Linked DNA regions of Homo sapiens: region 2 is linked to region 1. The links are chromatin loops, found by intact Hi-C in ENCODE. Cell type or tissue: ascending aorta. All regions are shown on one strand. Links, peaks and the distances in the headings refer to the core of each region. The heading gives the core; the rest is flanking DNA.

Region 1 (8,560 bases), core at 2,071-6,070:
AGCTCACTGCAACCTCCGCCTCCCAGGTTCAAGTGATTCTCCTGCCTCAGTCTTCTGAGTAGCTGGTATTACAGGCACCTGCCACCACACCTGGCTAATTTTTAATAGAGACAGGGTTTCACCATGTGGTCCAGGCTGCTCTCGAACTCCTGACCTCAAGTGATCTACCCACCTTGGCCTCCCAAAGTGCTGGGATTGCAGGCATGAGCCACCATACCCAGCCTGTGCATGACTATTTGTGACACTATATTCTAACCCTCCTAGGAATATTTGGTTTTGTCTAATAAGAGTTGTAATAATAAAATTAATAGTGTCTTATATTTTTTTAGTATTTATTATGTTTCAGACATAGTCCTAATCCTTTAAGCACATTCTCTCATTCCTCCTCACTATAAATTAGATATGATAGACTATTTCCATTACACAGGGAAGGAAAATGGAAGTACAGAGAGGTTACATAACTCTTCTGACATCATGGTTTGCTCAGAATTCATACCAAATGCTTGGCTTGTTCTGTTTTGTTTTTGTTTGGGAGGAAAGAACATGCTTATGATGTTAATCATTGTGTAGTAGGGCCTTCAAACAAATCTCTTATTGATAAAATTTGAATTCTATGAAGTCTTCCCTTTAAGGATTTTGGTTTTAAAAAGGTAAATTATTTTTAACTTTCTTTTTAAAATATATAAGAGATTAGATGAACTTCCAAACCTAAAATTGCAAGTATAATAGTATGAATAATGAGTAGTATTTTTATAGCAGTTTCCATTTTGAGTGCTTTATACATTTTACCTCATTTAATCCTCATGACAACCCAGGAGAAAGGGACTGTTTTTGTTCCCTTTAAAGATGGAGACATTGATGCACTGCATCAATTTCATCCAAGTCATGGATGTCTGTTTTGCCTTGTTATAAAGGAATAGTTGTGGCTGGGTAATTTATGAAGAAAAGAGGTTTATTTGGCTCATGGTTCTGCAGACTTTCCAAAAAGCAGGGTACCAGCATCTGCTCAGCTTCTGATGAGGGCTCAGGCTGCTTCCACTCATGGCAGAAGGCAGAGGGGAGCCAGTGTGTGCAAAGATTACATAGCGAGAGAGGAAGCAAGAGAGAGGAGGGGAGGTACCAGGCTCTTTTTAAGCTAGCTCTCTTTTGAGCCAATAGAGTGAAAGAGAAGTCGTTCACCCTCAAGGGACAGCATTAATCTATTCATGAGTGACCCACATTCATGATCCAAACTAGGACCCACCTCCCAATACTCCTAATACTACCACATTGGGGATTACATTTCAGCATGGGGTTGGGTGGGAACAAACAGCCAAACTATAGCAGTAGACATGACAATCATTTCAAGTTCTCAAGTGAGTGAGAAATGTAAATCTTCATTTTTCTATGGCCAAAGGTAATTTCTGCTACAAGGGTCCATTCTTCCAAGTGGTAGAAGTCTAAACCAAGGCAGTTAAAGGTCTGATTCATTTCCCTTCACCTGGCATTGCAGTTGAGCTCAGCAGTCTCTGTGGTGCCAGGACATTGTGTGGGGGTTCTGGTTGCCTGTTGTCAGCTGATGATGGCAGCATCCCCTCAGATGTGCATAAATCCATCTGGTCCTCTGCCGTAAGTCACCACTCTGTCATCTCCTGCCTGTCTTAGGCTCTTTCACATCCAGTGCCTCTCCTGCCTACATCTGCAGCACTCTGGGGCTCACAGGAAACATTTAGTACACCTGAGCCAGGCTGAGCCCAGGAGAATTTTCATGCTCATATTTAGGTCCATCTGCCTAGGCCCTTATGGCCATTTCTCCTCTACTATTCCTGTGTCAAGCCAGAGTGTGCAATAATTCTGTGGGTCCTGCCATACATATGGCCTCTACTTAGCAAAGGACACCAGGCTACCCCTGTACCCAGAGCCCAGAAACCAATATGGGAAATGTGTGGTTTCCCCTAGATTCAGCCCAAGGAGGAGGGAAGGAAGAAAGACCCCTCCACTCTCTCTGGTGCAAGTCTCTTGTTAAGTCTGGGAAAAGCAAAGCTCAGCTCTTCTCTTTTTTGGTCTTCCATATCTATTGTCAGTAATCAAATTTAAGCATTTAAAAATCAAATACCAAGAAATTTGACTACCTTATTATCTGTAAACTTCTGTCTCATCCCTTTCAGGCAATGAAAGTGGTTAATTCTAGCTGCCTAGGATAGGAAAAGGAGCAGAAAGTGCAAGGAATTTAAGAGAAGGAAAACTTTGTTAATGCCCCAAAGTATTTTTCCTGTCACTGGCTTGGCACTTACTAATCCATGAGAATTAGATAAGCAGTACTTATTTATGGGTGTGATGGTGATGATACATATTTTCAAATCAGATTACAAGAATGTTTGAAGTATGTCAAGCAGTTTTAAAATTTTCAATTGGTCCTGTGTTTAAAATTCTGGAACATTAATTATTCCATTATTTCCCAAGTACAACTTACTATACAGCTATCAGAATGATGGCAATGCCAGGTGGTTTGATGGAGACATTAGCGGTTCTCATTTTAGAATATTCCACTAAAGTTGGTGGTTTGTCTTGTTTTCAAGTTAAAAACACAGAAGGATACACATCACATGCCTGTATCAAAATATCTTATATGCCCCATAAACATATAGACTGACCATGTACCCATAAAAATTAAAAATGTAAATAAAACACAGGAGGAAAAGTGATGTGTCATAAATATGTGTATTAATGCACAATCATGCATTGTATTTTCAAAATTTTCTGGTTTTCTATTTATTATTCTCAAAATAACATTGCAAATACCTAAGTAGCTGAACCCTAGGCTTTTCTGAAAATACAGACCTAGCTTTAACCTCAAATTTGTTTATTTGTGTTTTATGATACTTAAACTATGTATGGCTTACCACCACAAAGATTTTCCTCTCAGAACACTTCCTTCTATATGGCACAGAAAAGGTAATTTGTTAGTGGCCTCAATTTCCTTTAAAGGATGCCCAGGATAATGTCACATCCTTTGATTTCCATAAACAGTTGCCTCCAAAAGGTATTAAGACCCCAGAAAGAGGTATATGTATTCTGTCCCTCAAACTGCTGTTGTCATTAAATTCAAAGAAACTCCACACAGTTTGATGAATTGCTCTGCCTGGCCAGCCTGCATTCCAGCGTTTACTCTGGTGGCCTAGGGCACCTCTGCTCTTGTGGGTAATAACCTCATTTTACTTTATGAGCAAAAGATGTTCCACTGTGTTCGAAGAATGAGTACTGAAAGTTGACTAAATACGTGAGAATCAGAAATGCTCCACTTTAGGGCCAGACATGGTGGCTCATGCCTGTAATCCGAGCACTTTGGGAGGCCGAGGTGGGTGGATCACAAGGTCAGGAGTTCGAGACCAGCCTGGCCAACATGGTGAAACCCCGTCTCTACTAAAGATACAAAAAATTAGCTAGGCATGGTGGTGCATCCCTGTAATCCCAGCTACTCAGGAGGCAGAGGCAGGAGAATTGCTTGAACCTGGGAGGTGGAGGTTGCAGTGAGCCAAGATCATGCCACTGCACTCCAGCCTGGGCAACAGGGTGAGACTCTGTCTCCAAAAAAAAAAAAAGAAAGGCTCCACTTTGCATAAATACAAGCCTTATAAATTAACCACTTATTTATTAATCAATAAGCATGTACACTTATTAAACTATCACATTTAGCCTTTCATTTTCATAAATGATCATACCATTTAACATGACATCATCACACACTCTGTTCTGGCCTCTGCTCTGACAGAGACATAAGTCCCTCAACCAAACATCAAGGGAGCCCAGGAGTGACCCTGCAAATCGACAGGAATGTTTCTGAGGACTACCTGCATCTGAGCCACCTGGGGGGCTGTGAAAGATGCTGAGTCCTAACCCCCCACCCCAGAAATGCTAATCTAATAAGTAGGAGTAAAGCCCAGGAATCTGCATTTTTTTAACAAATACCACAGATGACTATCAAACCAGTTTAAGTTTTGAAATAATTCATATGCCAATGGAGACAATTTTATTATCCAATTCATAACACCTAGAAAATGATTAGTCTAAATCAGAAGTTTTTAACGTTGGCAGACATCTAATCACTTGGAAGGCTCGTTAAAACATAGATTGCTGGGCTCTCAGGTTGCAGAGTTTCTAATTCGGTGCATCTGAAGTAAGGCCCAAGAATTTGCTTTTCTTTCAAGTTCCCAGGTGATGCTGCTGCTGGTCCCAGATATACACTTTTGAAAACCACTGATCTAGACGATCTAGACAGTCTTCTTGTGCAAATGCAAAAGCAAACATTTTCAAAATGTACTAATAGGTGTCATATGGAAAGAGTTAAACAAAATTAAAGCTATTTCTTTATTGCCTGAGTTCTCATTTCATCATACCAGCATGCATTATTAATTCCAAGTGGGGATAGAGGATGCAGCATTTCCCAAACATATGTTACCATAGAACTCTCTTCTCAAGGATATTCCTGAGAAACTATTTCAGAAAAGCCTGATAAAGCACTGTGACAAGTTAATGCATCCAAGAAACTTGGAAGTTTCCTGTCCCCAATCAAATCTCATCCTTTGTCCTCATCCCCCAGTGCCAGTGCCAGGGGAATCTAACAACATGGGGGGAGAGAGATGCCTTCTCCAGAATTCAAATTGGTATGCCTCACCCACTTTTCCATAAAACTAAATTATAACTAATACTTGGTACAAATGAAATAATGTTCATGCATTTTATGTACTTTAAACACTTTATGAGGACTAGTAAGAGCTAGATTTCAATGATATTAAAAGTACCTTATGACATTTTGAGCTGGATGATAAAAGAAAAAAAAAGATAAAAGTACCTTAGTAGTCACTGAGGTATACAAAAATACATAGGTAAAAAAGATTTTCTACTATACTCTCATAAAGAGATAAAATATATACATCAATAAGCATAGCATGAAGCAGATTACAGTAAGTATAATAAGACCGTTATAAGCAAAATGTCCTTAAGTTGGGGACCACCCACATTAATCTTATTTGAGTGTCTTAAACTACTTGATGGTCGACATCTAGCAACTTTGCTTAAAAGCAATACACTCCGAGTCACAGGATTTTTCTGTGACTAAATTCTAGCTGTCCTCCAATGCAATGTGAGAAGGACCCTAGTTGACTATGGCAAATCCCATAATGCAGTTCTTCCAAAACTTGCTTTAAGACTAACCTAGGCCACTTATGAAAAATATAGATTTCCCAGACTCCATGCTGACCAAATAAATGAGAGTCTCCAGTGGAGAAGCCTGTAAATTTGTGTTTTGGATAAATGCCCCAGCTCTCAGTTTTTATTTTAGCATAAGAGAGACTGAGCTTTCTCTGAAGTGTCTTTAAGGACAGAAATCCAATCATTCATTCATTCAATCAACAAATATTTAGTAAGCTCATGCAGCATGCAAGATCAGATTTTTCTTAATCTATGTTTTTAGACTTTATTTATAGCATGACTATATCATTTTTAGCTGAAAAGCTCTTTTTTAGTAAAAATATTTGTTTTATTGGTGCCATTTTTACAACACTACCCATATATACTGGAAACCATATCCCCTAACCCAATATTCTCTTCTGTGCGGTGCTTGTTCCACTACCCTAGACTGCCTCGAGATAAATCAGAGAATAAATTTCATCAGGATCATTACTGAAGTATGAAAAACCATTTTGATCACTGCCCTATACATCCTTAAAATATGAAGGACACAGGATTTAAAATATAGAAACACATATACCAAAAGCTGTTTTCTTTAAAATGCTAACTCTCCAACTTTGCAATTTTGGCAACATTTCCCATGTTCTATATTTCTGCTTTCTGCCTTCTGGTGGGAGGAAGTAATGGGTAGAAAGAGGAAAATACTTTGGAAAGGCAGAAAGAAAAGTAAAAGCTTATTACTAAAAGGCTTGTTTGTTTGATGATGTTGCTATTTAATGAACACAATGGTGAGGACAAAGGATTAGGAAATTGCACATAGCCCATGGTTTTAAGCATGGCATTATCTATTAATGGTAAAAAAAAAAAAGAAAATCAGCAAATTGAAATTGTCTATTTGTAAAAGCTCAGTTAAATACAGGATCTGCTAAAGAAGCCGAGTGAAAGAAAATCAGCATCTATGGCAGTCACCCAGCCACCTCTCATGAATTTCCTAGCAGCAGTGAAACATTACCCACAAAACAGCCCTGTGTTCTGGGATGCTGTCACTTCACCTAATTTCCATCACTGATCCTGAGGTAGGTGGATGTGGCAGTAACAGGAACATGAACGTGGTGCACAGAGTGAAGCGAGGCCCTGGTAGGCTGCAAGGTCGAAGCCTTCAAACCTTCACAAGCCCATTTCTCACTCACCTTCTGCAGATATGCATGAAGACTGTTTATATGAATACTCAAAGCCTCAACATACTCTGGCCTACCTACTTACATGCTTTATTTGTAACATCGATAAACATATAACCACTCATAACACTACTATGTTTTTGGTAAATTGTTTTTAGTAATACCTTGATTTGCAATACTTTCATTGATTTCATAAAGAAAAATAATGTGAATTTAAATTCCAGTTAATAACAACTTCTGGTTGTTATTTAAATAAACTTTTTTATAATTCACACAATACTGATGTAAGAGCCTCAATAACAGAAGTGAAACAGACAACAGAAAAATAAGCAGCAAATAGTAATAGCTAAATACTTAAAGCTGATGTCCCACAAAAGGTGAAATTCTATAGATAGAATGTAAACATTACATAAATTCTTTGGCCTAGAAAAGAAATACAATAATAATTTATGATTTTAATTGTTTAGTTATTTTTAATAAATCTGTTTCTTAGTCAGGTCACCTAACCTTCTTCAGTATCAATTTTTCTATCTGCAGTATCCATTCTTCTATCTGGGTTTCTGCTTATATATATCTGTAAGTGGAGATGATGATAATGACCAAATGTAGTTATGAGGATAAAATGGAGCACCTAGCACAACATGATGGGTACTTGCTAAATATGACTTCTTTCAGGGCTAAATGCTAGCATTCAGCCTCTCTTAAAAGGGGTGAATGAAAGTCTCTCAAAGAATTCTCCTTATCTAAAGATATGAAACAAGTTTACAAAAGTAAACTTGCCAAAAGGTCAAAAAACTCTGCAAAACTAGGAAAGGAAGACAGTCCAATGCCATAAATTTCCAAAATCTCAAAACCTGACAGCCAAGGAAATATATGGTGATTCCGGAGCCCAGTAGAACAGAACATTTTGTAAGGCTCCTGATCCCATCCCCAGAACCCACGTGACTCTTTTTTTTAGGCAACCACAAAATTAAACTACACTAAATTTATGGGTTCAGAAAAAATGCACTGCTTTTTCACCCTCATGAGATTCCACTTGAGCTCCCCAAATTAACTAAATGTCTAATCATTGTTCCGCCGTACTTTAATCCAATGATTCAGTCAGCCTCCCCACATCTGTCATTGTTAAATGGAAAAAACCGGAAACTACTCTAGGTATATTAGACAGAAATTAGGTAAGCAGAATCTTCTCAGAAGGGCTGGAAGAGTGGGTGTAAACAAAGTTGACATCCATGCTGTTGGATCCATCATGGCTGCGACTGACAACGGAGACAGCTGCTGCTCCCGCCCCCAACACAGCTGCCTCTCTTGACACCCACAAGGCTGGTAGTACCTGAAATCCCCTTCCACAATTGCTCCTATGTTTCTGTTTTAGACAGAGCAGCAAACAAATGACCTTATACCTCTCTTCTAACCAAGATACATGTGAGTGGATCCCAAATCCTGGCTCTACAGGAGGTGTGAAATGTTGTCTGAAGTTTTTCAGTCTCTGCTGCACAGGAAAACACCAATGAAGTTGGGTCAATCTACAGCATATTCCATGACAGGTTCCTTGCAGTTGTACAATACAATGGCTGTTCCTCATGATCTGTTCCATTGGTGACTCAACATTTGTATGCATTTGCTCCTCAATTGCTTTTCGCCTAGGCCAGCATTGGGTTCAGATTTCAGTCAACAATCTAGCAAAACTACTGCTTGAGCTAACACATGGAATCCAGAAACTCCAGGAGGTCACTGTATTAGTCCGCTCTCACGCTGCTATGAAGAAATACACGAGACTGAGTGATTTATAAGGAAAAGAGGTTTAATTGACTCACAATTCCACATGGCTTGGGAGGACTCAGGAAACTTACAATCGTGACCAAAGGCACCTCTTCACAGAGCAGCAGGAGAGAGAATGAGTGCCAAACAAAGGGAGAAGCCCCTTATAAAACCATCAGATCTCATGAAAACTCACTCACTAGCAGGAGAACAGCATGGGGGAACACGCCCCCATGATTCAATTATCTCCACCTGGTCCCACCCTTAACAAGTGGGTATTATTACAATTCAAGGTGAGATTTGAGTGGGAGGACACAGCCAAACCATATCAGATACCCATATCGATTAGCTTTGCCTAACCTAAAGCTATATTTCTACTTCCTGGTCTAATGCTTGCAGAAACCATTCTCATGCAAATTCCTTGGGTTTCTGCTTTTATAAAATAGCAAAAT
Region 2 (8,560 bases), core at 1,916-5,915, 180 kb before region 1:
TTCAGAAACAAAATGTTGGAACTCCATTCCAAATACCATTTGCTCATAAGAGATAGAGTTTTATTTGTCTTCAATGTATCATTCCAAGAAGTTTTGACTACCATGATTCGGCTTAGACATCCAGTGGGTATTTTCAGATACACGTCATCCCTTAAGGGAGATTTACATGCAACTAACAGGTGTCATAGGGAAGGTTAAAAAAAAAAATGCTTGTCTGATGAGGGTGTCCTTCAATTCACTTCACCTCAAGCATTTGATCAAAGTTCACTAGATATAGGTCTGTCATGTGGAAATAAATGGAAGCCTTTCAAATAGAAATCTGACTATACCCTGCCAAGATTAATTCCTCACTAGATTTATTTACACACACTTGCAGTTTTTGATGTCTTTGGGAGATCAGCACTTATTTTGGAAAAATGATCAAAAAAGATTATAAATTAACAATATCTTTTTAATGTCTCAGGTCAATAACTAATTTAAGAAATTTGCTTAAATTTTTCTTATTACACTCTTAAATAAAATCCACAAACCAAACAGGAAGCAGCTTCATTAATCCATGACAAAGGAAAAAGTGACATATCTGAAATAAACTTGGAAAACTCTAAAAAAGCAATATAATTTTTGCAGTATATTACAGTGACAGTAAAAGACAGAAACTAGGTTTGACTTAAAGTCACACAACAGCTGCACAAACTGATATTTTAAATAGAAAACTCTGTCTTCAGAGGATAAAATAGAAGTCAGGAATTTTCAAAGAGAAAAAAAATCAGAAATTATCTTTAAAAACCAGCTGGACATGCATCTTGCTTATGTCTCACATGAATTCTTGCTGAAATTTAAATGAACCTTGCTAGAACATTGGCAAAGTGAGGACATTAAAATAAAATATTACATGCTTGACTAGTCCAGGAATTTGGGCTTCTGAGATTCAAAAAGATGGACTGAAAAAGCACTGAGAGGTAGTGAGCAGGTATATTCACATGGAGATGAGATAGTTGCAAGACAGGCATGAGCAGGAATGATTATTTCACTGCTAAAGAGTCAGGAGTGTGGAGAAGAGGGAATTCTTGTACGCTGTTGGTGGGGATGTAAATTTTATGGAAAATTATACAGAGGGTCCTTGCATTAGTCTGTTCTCATGCTACTCTAAAGAAATGTCCGAGACTGAGTAATTCACTAAGAAAAGAGGTTTAATTAATTCGTAGTTCAGCATGGCTGGGGAGGTCTCAGAAAATTTATAATCATGGCAGAAGGGGAAGCAAACACATCCTTCTTCACATGGTGGCAGCAAGGAGAAGAATGAGTGCCCAGCAAAGGGGGAAGCCTCTTATAAAACCATCAGATCTCATAAGAACTAACTCCCTATCATGAGAACAGGATGGGGGAAACTGCCCTCATGATTCACTTATCTCCACCTGGTCCGTCCCATGACATGTAGGGATTATGGGAACTACAATTCAAGATGATATTTGGGTGGGGACACAGCCAAACCATATAAGTCTGCCCTGGCCCCTCCCAAATCACATGTCCTCACATTTCAAAACACAATCACACCCTTCCAACAGTCCCCCAAAGTCTTCACTCATTCCAGCATTAACCCAAAAGTCTAAGTCTAAAGTCTCATCTGAGACAAGTGAGCTCTATGGTTGTCCCAACTTATTGCTCAGGAGAATTCCTGATGCAGGCAGGGGAAACTCAGCAAAACCCAACCATCTTCCCGAGTTGAGGAAATGCAACTGAGACTCCAGGGAGACTAACAAGGCTAGAACTGGCAGCACAGATAACTGCAGCAAAGAGAACTTCCCAGAGACAGAAACCTGGGAATCTGCAGAGGCTCCTCAAGTATTCAGCAAATCAAAGAGTACATATAAATAAACGATCTAAGTCCAGAGAAAGAGCCATCAGAAAGAAGTAGAGGGAACAGCACCCAACACTCTCACAGGGCCCAGAATAGTACCTGCTCCAGCCAGCCAGATTCAGAAATTTCATAATCCATGGGGCAGCAGGTTGAGCAGGGGCCCCCAAACCTGGGCCACAGACCAGTACCAATCCGTGGTGTGTTAGGAAACAAGCCACACAGCAGGAGGTGAGTGGCAGGTGAGCAAGCATTACCGCCTGAGCTCCACCTCCTTTCAGATCTGCTGCAGCATTAGATTCCCATAGGAGTATGAACCCTATTGTGAACTGTGCAAGCGAGGGTTCTAGGTTGCATGCTCCTTATGAGAATCTAATGCCTGAGGATCTATCACTGTTTCCCATCACCCACAGATGGAACTGTCTAGTTGCAGGAAAACAAGTTCAGGGCTCCCACTGATTCTACATTATGGTGAGTTGTATAATTATTTCATTATATATTACAATTAACATAGAAATAAAGTGCACAATAAATGTAATGTGCTTAAATTATCCTAAACCACCCCCCACCCTGGTCCATGGAAAAACTGTTTTACATGTAACCAGTCTCTGGTACCAAAAAGGTTGGGAACCGCTGAGGTAGAGTACTCAGATAGGATTTGCCTCAGGCATGGGGAAAAAATAGCCTTAGACTATATGTTGCTCTGGTCCTGCAAGACTTGGAAGAATCCTAGCAGTAAAATTGTTAGACCAAATTGCATGCACATTTTACATTTTGATATACCCCCTCCCCCTTGGCCTCTAAAAAGTCTATCAATTTATGCTGTCCATTTTATTCACAGAGTTGTCATCAAGGCATTGATGTATTTATTTGTTGGTCTAATGGGTAAATATTTATTCTTATGGCTTAACTCCCTTGTTCCTTATCAACTATCTAATCTGACTTGGCTGCTCCATGAATGTGAATTGCTGACTATTGCTACACTCTATTGACATCCTTGAATCTAACTCAGACCGGTAGATACAATCCAAACCTCAACAAACACAGGCACGTGAGGGTCCCAGTTCAGAGACTGTCCACTCTCTCCTAACAGGGAGAATGCAGATTCTAATTGCCAATACTTTCTAGTTTCTCAAACAAAAGACAACATAGGCAAAGCTCACCTTACTAATTTAAGATATTTTTTACCAATGGGCTAAGAATAAAATAATGCAACAAGTGCCTATCTTTCAGAGGCAGATTTGAAGTCAAATATCTTCTCTTTTATCTACTAATTGGATGACCCTGAGCAAAATAAATTATACTCTCTAAACTACTTTCTTCACCTGTAGAATGAGAGAAGGTTAACACTACTTTTGAAGGGTTGCTGTGAGGAATAAATGAGGTAATGAATGAAAAGTCATTATGGAAGTGACTTATAAATATATAAAAAGATGTGTCCCTAAATTTAAAAATTACCTAACGTATTCTAAGTTGTCTAAGTAAACTAGATTCAGTTTTTTGTGAAATTACCTTCATCAAACTTTAAAGAATCTCAAAATAATGTACAAAGATAGAAGCAAAATCAATAATGCATTGTTAACTTGACAAAATTCTATTTCACATTCAAATTTAAAGACAGCTAAATAATGGCAAAAAATTTTAAAGATCACCCCAAAATAAAGAAGCCATTTGCCACAAATGAAAAACATTGTCAATGTATTCATTTTTGTGTTGCTGTTTTAAGAAATCACCACAAACTTAGTGGCTTAAAAGAACACAAATTTATTATCTTACAGTTCTAGAGGTCAGAATTCCAAATGGAGTCTCAGACGATTAAAATCAAAGTGCTGGCAGGGCTGGTTCCTTCTAGAGGCTCCAGGAGAAAATTCCATTCTGTGCCTCTTCCAGTTTCCAAATGCCACCAGCATTCCTTAGCTTGTGGCTGCATCACTCCAACCTCTCACTTTCATAGCCACATTTCCTGCTACTCACTGTGATCTCCTGCCTCGCTCTTATAAAGGTCCCTGTAATTACATCAGCCCCACCTGCATAATTGAGGCAAATCTTCCCATCTCGAGAATCACAATTTAACCCTATCTGCAAAATCCTTCTGTCATATAAGGTAACATTCCAGGTTCCACAAGTTAGGATATGGACATCTGGGCTAGGGGCACTATTCAGCCTACCACAGGGAAAAATGCAAACAGTCATAATTCAGGCAACAGACACATTAAGAGCACTGCACTGAGTCACACAAATCAGGTTAAGAAGCAACACGTGATACAAGGGTGATTTAACATTAAACCCTCCACAAAGCATCTCCTGATTCCCTTCAATAAGCTGTGAGCAATTGTTTTAAGGCTATGTATTTAAAAGCATGTGTGGCAAAAAAGGGGAAATCTTGACTGAACACCTACTGTGTGCCATGAACTGTCTGGGCACTGAGGATACAACAGTGAACAACCCAAAGTCTCTCCCTTCATGGAGCCCTCATTCAAGCAGAGGGACACGGTATACCAACAAGTCTTCTAGTAACACCAGCAATGTTGCCTTGATTGAAAGTAGTGAGATTCATACATTCTGTATGACTCCAGTATAAAAATCTGGAAAATATTAACAGTATGATTCCCAGGGCACCTGCCTGAAATAGACAAGGCTAGTGCAAAAAAAGTTAGGACTTATTCTAAAAACTAAAATAAAATAAGCTTACACCTGAAGACACGGGTTTGGTTTTCTTTTGTTTTTGTTTGTTTGTTTTTGAGAGGGAGTCTCACTCTGTCACCCAGGCTGGGGTGAAATGCCACAATCTTTGCTCACTGCAACCTCCACCTCCTGGGTTCAAATGATTCTCTTGTCTCAGCCTCCCGAGTAGCTGGGATTACAGGTGCACGCTGCCACACCCGGCTAATTTTTTGTATTTTAGTAGAGACCAGGTTGGTCTCAAACTCCTGAGCTCAGGCAATCCACCCCCCTCGGCCTCCCAAAGTGCTAGGATTACAGTCATGAGCCACCACGCCCGGCTGAAGACATGGGTTTCTTCATACCCTAGTGAAGGATAGAAAAGAAAATTTGGAAAAGATGAATGAATTCCAAAGGCCATTAATAGTGGGCTGCAGATTAAATAGACTACATTATGAAGAAGGGAAGCTATTTTTTTCAACCATATAACTCAGTTTAAGGTACAAGAAGACTCCTGAGATATAAAACAGAATATTTCATATGAAGGAGTAAGAATGGCCTCATTTTTCTGGCCAAATTTGACATTAACTAAAATAGGAAAAAATGAATCTGTGTCTTCCAATTATGTTAAACTCACATTTGGTTAATTTGAAAGGTTAACCAAAAAATGTAGCTACAGGAAAATATGAGAGGCTGATCTAATGGGATTATTTGTTTCTTGGTGTGAAATTATTTTGGTTTATTACTATCTTATTATATTTCCCAATATCCCTTTTCCTCTTTCTCCTAATAGCTTACTTCTCCTGAGCTCCCACCTCTGATTCAGTTCTCCTTGGTTAGGGTTTTCTACTTACCTATATGAAATTTACTAAAGAAAGGCAGTAAGTAGCATCTTGGCTATCCTGTGTGCCTCATCAAGAAACCAAAAAATAAAAACTATTTTTAGCATATCAAACTTTGACAGTTCTTTTAGAAAAAGTAAATCTCCTTTTTAAGGCATAAGGAAACACTTATGCTGAGACAGAGAACAACATGGGGAAAATATGCCTCCATGATCCAATCACCTCCCACAAGGCACCTCCGCTCACACGTGGGGATTTAAATTTGAGATGAGACTGGGTGGTAACACAGTCAAATCATATCTATAAGGTAACGTGCAATCAGCCACATCTGAAAGAAGGTGGGAAATCATTAGCAGAATCAGTAAGTGTATCCATTAGAGCTTAATCAGAGGAGGAGGATCACAAAGATGGACACAGAAGAAGGGATTTATTAAAAAGTTTAAACTTTAAAATTGTTTGAGAAGCTGGGGAAATAAAACTCCAGAAGAAAGCATTTTAGAGAATTAGAAAAAAAAAAAGTCACAAACCAGGAACCTCAGGCAAGAGCTGATGGAGAGGTCTTTCTGCAAGTCTCTTACCTCTGCACCTGGCAGTGAGTCTGAAGTTGCTACAGGTCAGGTAGGCCAAGAGATAGGAAAATAAACTTGGCTACAAAGCTGGAGAAATCGAGGAAAAACTAGAATCCACGAAGGCCAACAGGAACTCACAAAAACAAACTGAAACCCAAGAGGACAAACAGAAACATGCAGGAATATCCCTGTCCATACTGCAACAGTGGTGACCTACAGGAATCTGGTGCCTTTCACTGTGGGGCTGCGCAGGTGCCTGGCCCTGGACTTGGAGAAGCTGGAGGAGGGGACCCAGCAAGATCTGACACAGATGCAGACATTGATGCAGATGAAGCTGCAGGTCTTGCTGCTGCCCGCCCCAAAGAAGCAAATCAGCAGATCATTGGCCATATACATAGAACCCTACAATGAACCTTCTGAGTGCCATTGCCTGCTGCCTCCTCTGCCCTCCAAATGTCACATACATTTCTCCTGTGCCCAACTCTAACCCAGAATCATACAGGAAAGGAGCATCCAGCACAACTTTTCCTTACATATATAATTTATTCAATATTATTTCCCAAGCCTATCATATATAAATTCACATTGTCTCCCTTTTTCTATCCTAATATCCCCCAAATCCTCTAAAGCAGTGATTCTCAAACTTTAGAGTATAGAAGAATCACCTAGGAATCTTCCTAAAAGGCAGATTCCAATTCAGTAGGTCCAGGATGGGGCCTGAGGTTCTGCATGTCTAACATATGTCTTTATGAGAGGTGACAGCGTGTTGGCAGCCCTCACAGCCCTCACTCGCTCTCGGAGCCTCCTCGGCCTTGGCGCCCACTTTGGTGGCACTTGAGGAGCCCTTCAGCCCACGGCTGCACTGTGGGAGCCCCTTTCTGGGCTGGCCAAGGCCGGAGCTGACTCCCTCAGCTTGCAAGGAGGTGTGGAGGGAGAGACGCGAGCCGGAACCGGGGCTGCGCGGCTTGCGAGCCAGCTGGAGTTCCGGGTGGGCGTGGGCTTGGCGGGCCTCGCACTTGAGCTGCCGGCCGCCCCGCTGGCCCCGGGCAATGAGGGGCTTAGCACCCGGGCCAGCGGCTGCGGAGGGTGTGCTGGGTCCCCCAGCAGTGCCGGCCCACCGGCGGGGCGCTCAATTTCTCGCCGGGCCTTAGCTGCCTCCCCGCGGGGCAAACCCACCAATTCCGGACACATTTACACAAGATTTAATCCTCAGAAATAAAAATGCTGTTGTGGAAATTTTTAAATTGTGTTTCAGGAGGTCCTGAAACACAATCAAATAAATAAGTAAAAGATTTCATATAGATAAGTAAAAAACCCTAAACAAAGGAAACTTAATTGGAGGAGAGAGCGCAGGAGAATTAGGGTATTAGGAGAAGGAGGAAAAGGGATACTATAAAATACAAAAGAAAAATAATAAACCGGCCGGGCACGGTGGCTCACGCCTGTAATACCAGCACTTTGGGAGGCCGAGGCGGGCAGATCACGAGGTCAGGAAATCGAGATCATCCTGGCTAACACGGTGAAACCCCGTCTCTACTGAAAATACACAAAAAAAGAAATTACCTGGGCGTGGTGGCGGAGGCCTGTAGTCCCAGCTCCTCTGGATGCTGAGGTAGGAGAATGGCGGGAACCCAGGAGGCGGAGCTTACAGTGAGCCGAGATCGCGCCACTGCACTCCAGCATGGGCGACAGAGCGAGACTCCGTCTCAAAAAAAAAAAAAAAAAAGAAAGAAAGAAAGAAAAAAAAAAGAAAAATAATAAACCAAAAGAGTTTTGTACCAAGAAGCTAATCATCCCGTTAGATCACCTCCCCAGAGGTGCCTAACAGGCCATGGATTGGTGGGGAAAAAGAAGCAAAGGACAGGTTTGGCCTCTGCGCCTGCCTTGTCTGCACTACTTTTATCTATTTTAAGGTATTCGAATTTCGTGTAAAATTTCACTTGCAGAAAAATATAGATGAGTTCCCTGGTGATATGGTTTGGCTGTATGCCCACCAAAATCTCAACTTGAGTTGTATCTCCTAGAATTCCCACAGGTTGTGGGAGGGACCCAGGTGGAGGTGATTGAATCATGGGGGCCAGTCTCTCCCGTGCTATTCTCGTGATAGTGAATAAGTCTCATGAGATCTGATAGGTGTATCAGGGGTTTCCGCTTTTGCTTCTTTCTCATTTTCTCTTGCCAGCGCTGTGTAAGAAGAGCCTTTCACCTCCCGCCATGATTCTGAGGCCTCGCCAGCCATGTGGAACTGTAAGTCCAATTAAACCTTTTTTTGTTCCCAGTTTCGGGAATGTCTTTATCAGCAGTGTGAAAACGGACTAATACACCTGGTTTAACGACAACACAGATTGAAAATCATTTGAGTCTCAACGACCATGAGCTTAATTACAAAATTATTTTGGCATTGTTTTTGAAGAAAGGAAAATAAATGTTCCACTCAGCATTCTCTGAACTACATTATAAAAGTTTTAGTTTGGCACATTGAGAACATATGTTCATTTATTATTTTATTGATCCTTGCCTGTTCAAGAATACGAAATTGTCCTCAAATACTTTTAATTTTTATTTATTTTTGAGAGAAGGTCTCACTCTGTCACCCAGGCTGGAGTGCAGTGGTGCCATCATAGCTCACTGCA

Evidence for each region. Hi-C counts contacts between places; a loop is a spot of excess contacts. Peaks named below come from ENCODE experiments on the same cell type or tissue, not always from the same donor. Only the 100,000 strongest peaks of a DNase experiment are listed, where the experiment ranks them.
Region 2: a loop joins it to region 1, with 1.8 times the contacts of the local background. A loop is called at or near these places in 4 of 110 quality-filtered maps.

The regions. Positions count from the first base shown.
Region 1 is chr4:158,580,867-158,589,426 of GRCh38, forward strand. The region is part of intron 2 of RXFP1 (relaxin family peptide receptor 1); the gene reads left to right. Among named protein-coding and RNA genes, the nearest start is that of RXFP1-AS1, 20 kb to the left of the region's middle. In ascending aorta, for the core only: no CTCF peak of the experiment used is centred there; no DNase peak of the experiment used is centred there.
Region 2 is chr4:158,401,214-158,409,773 of GRCh38, forward strand. No RefSeq gene overlaps it. Among named protein-coding and RNA genes, the nearest start is that of RXFP1, 120 kb to the right of the region's middle. In ascending aorta, for the core only: no CTCF peak of the experiment used is centred there; no DNase peak of the experiment used is centred there.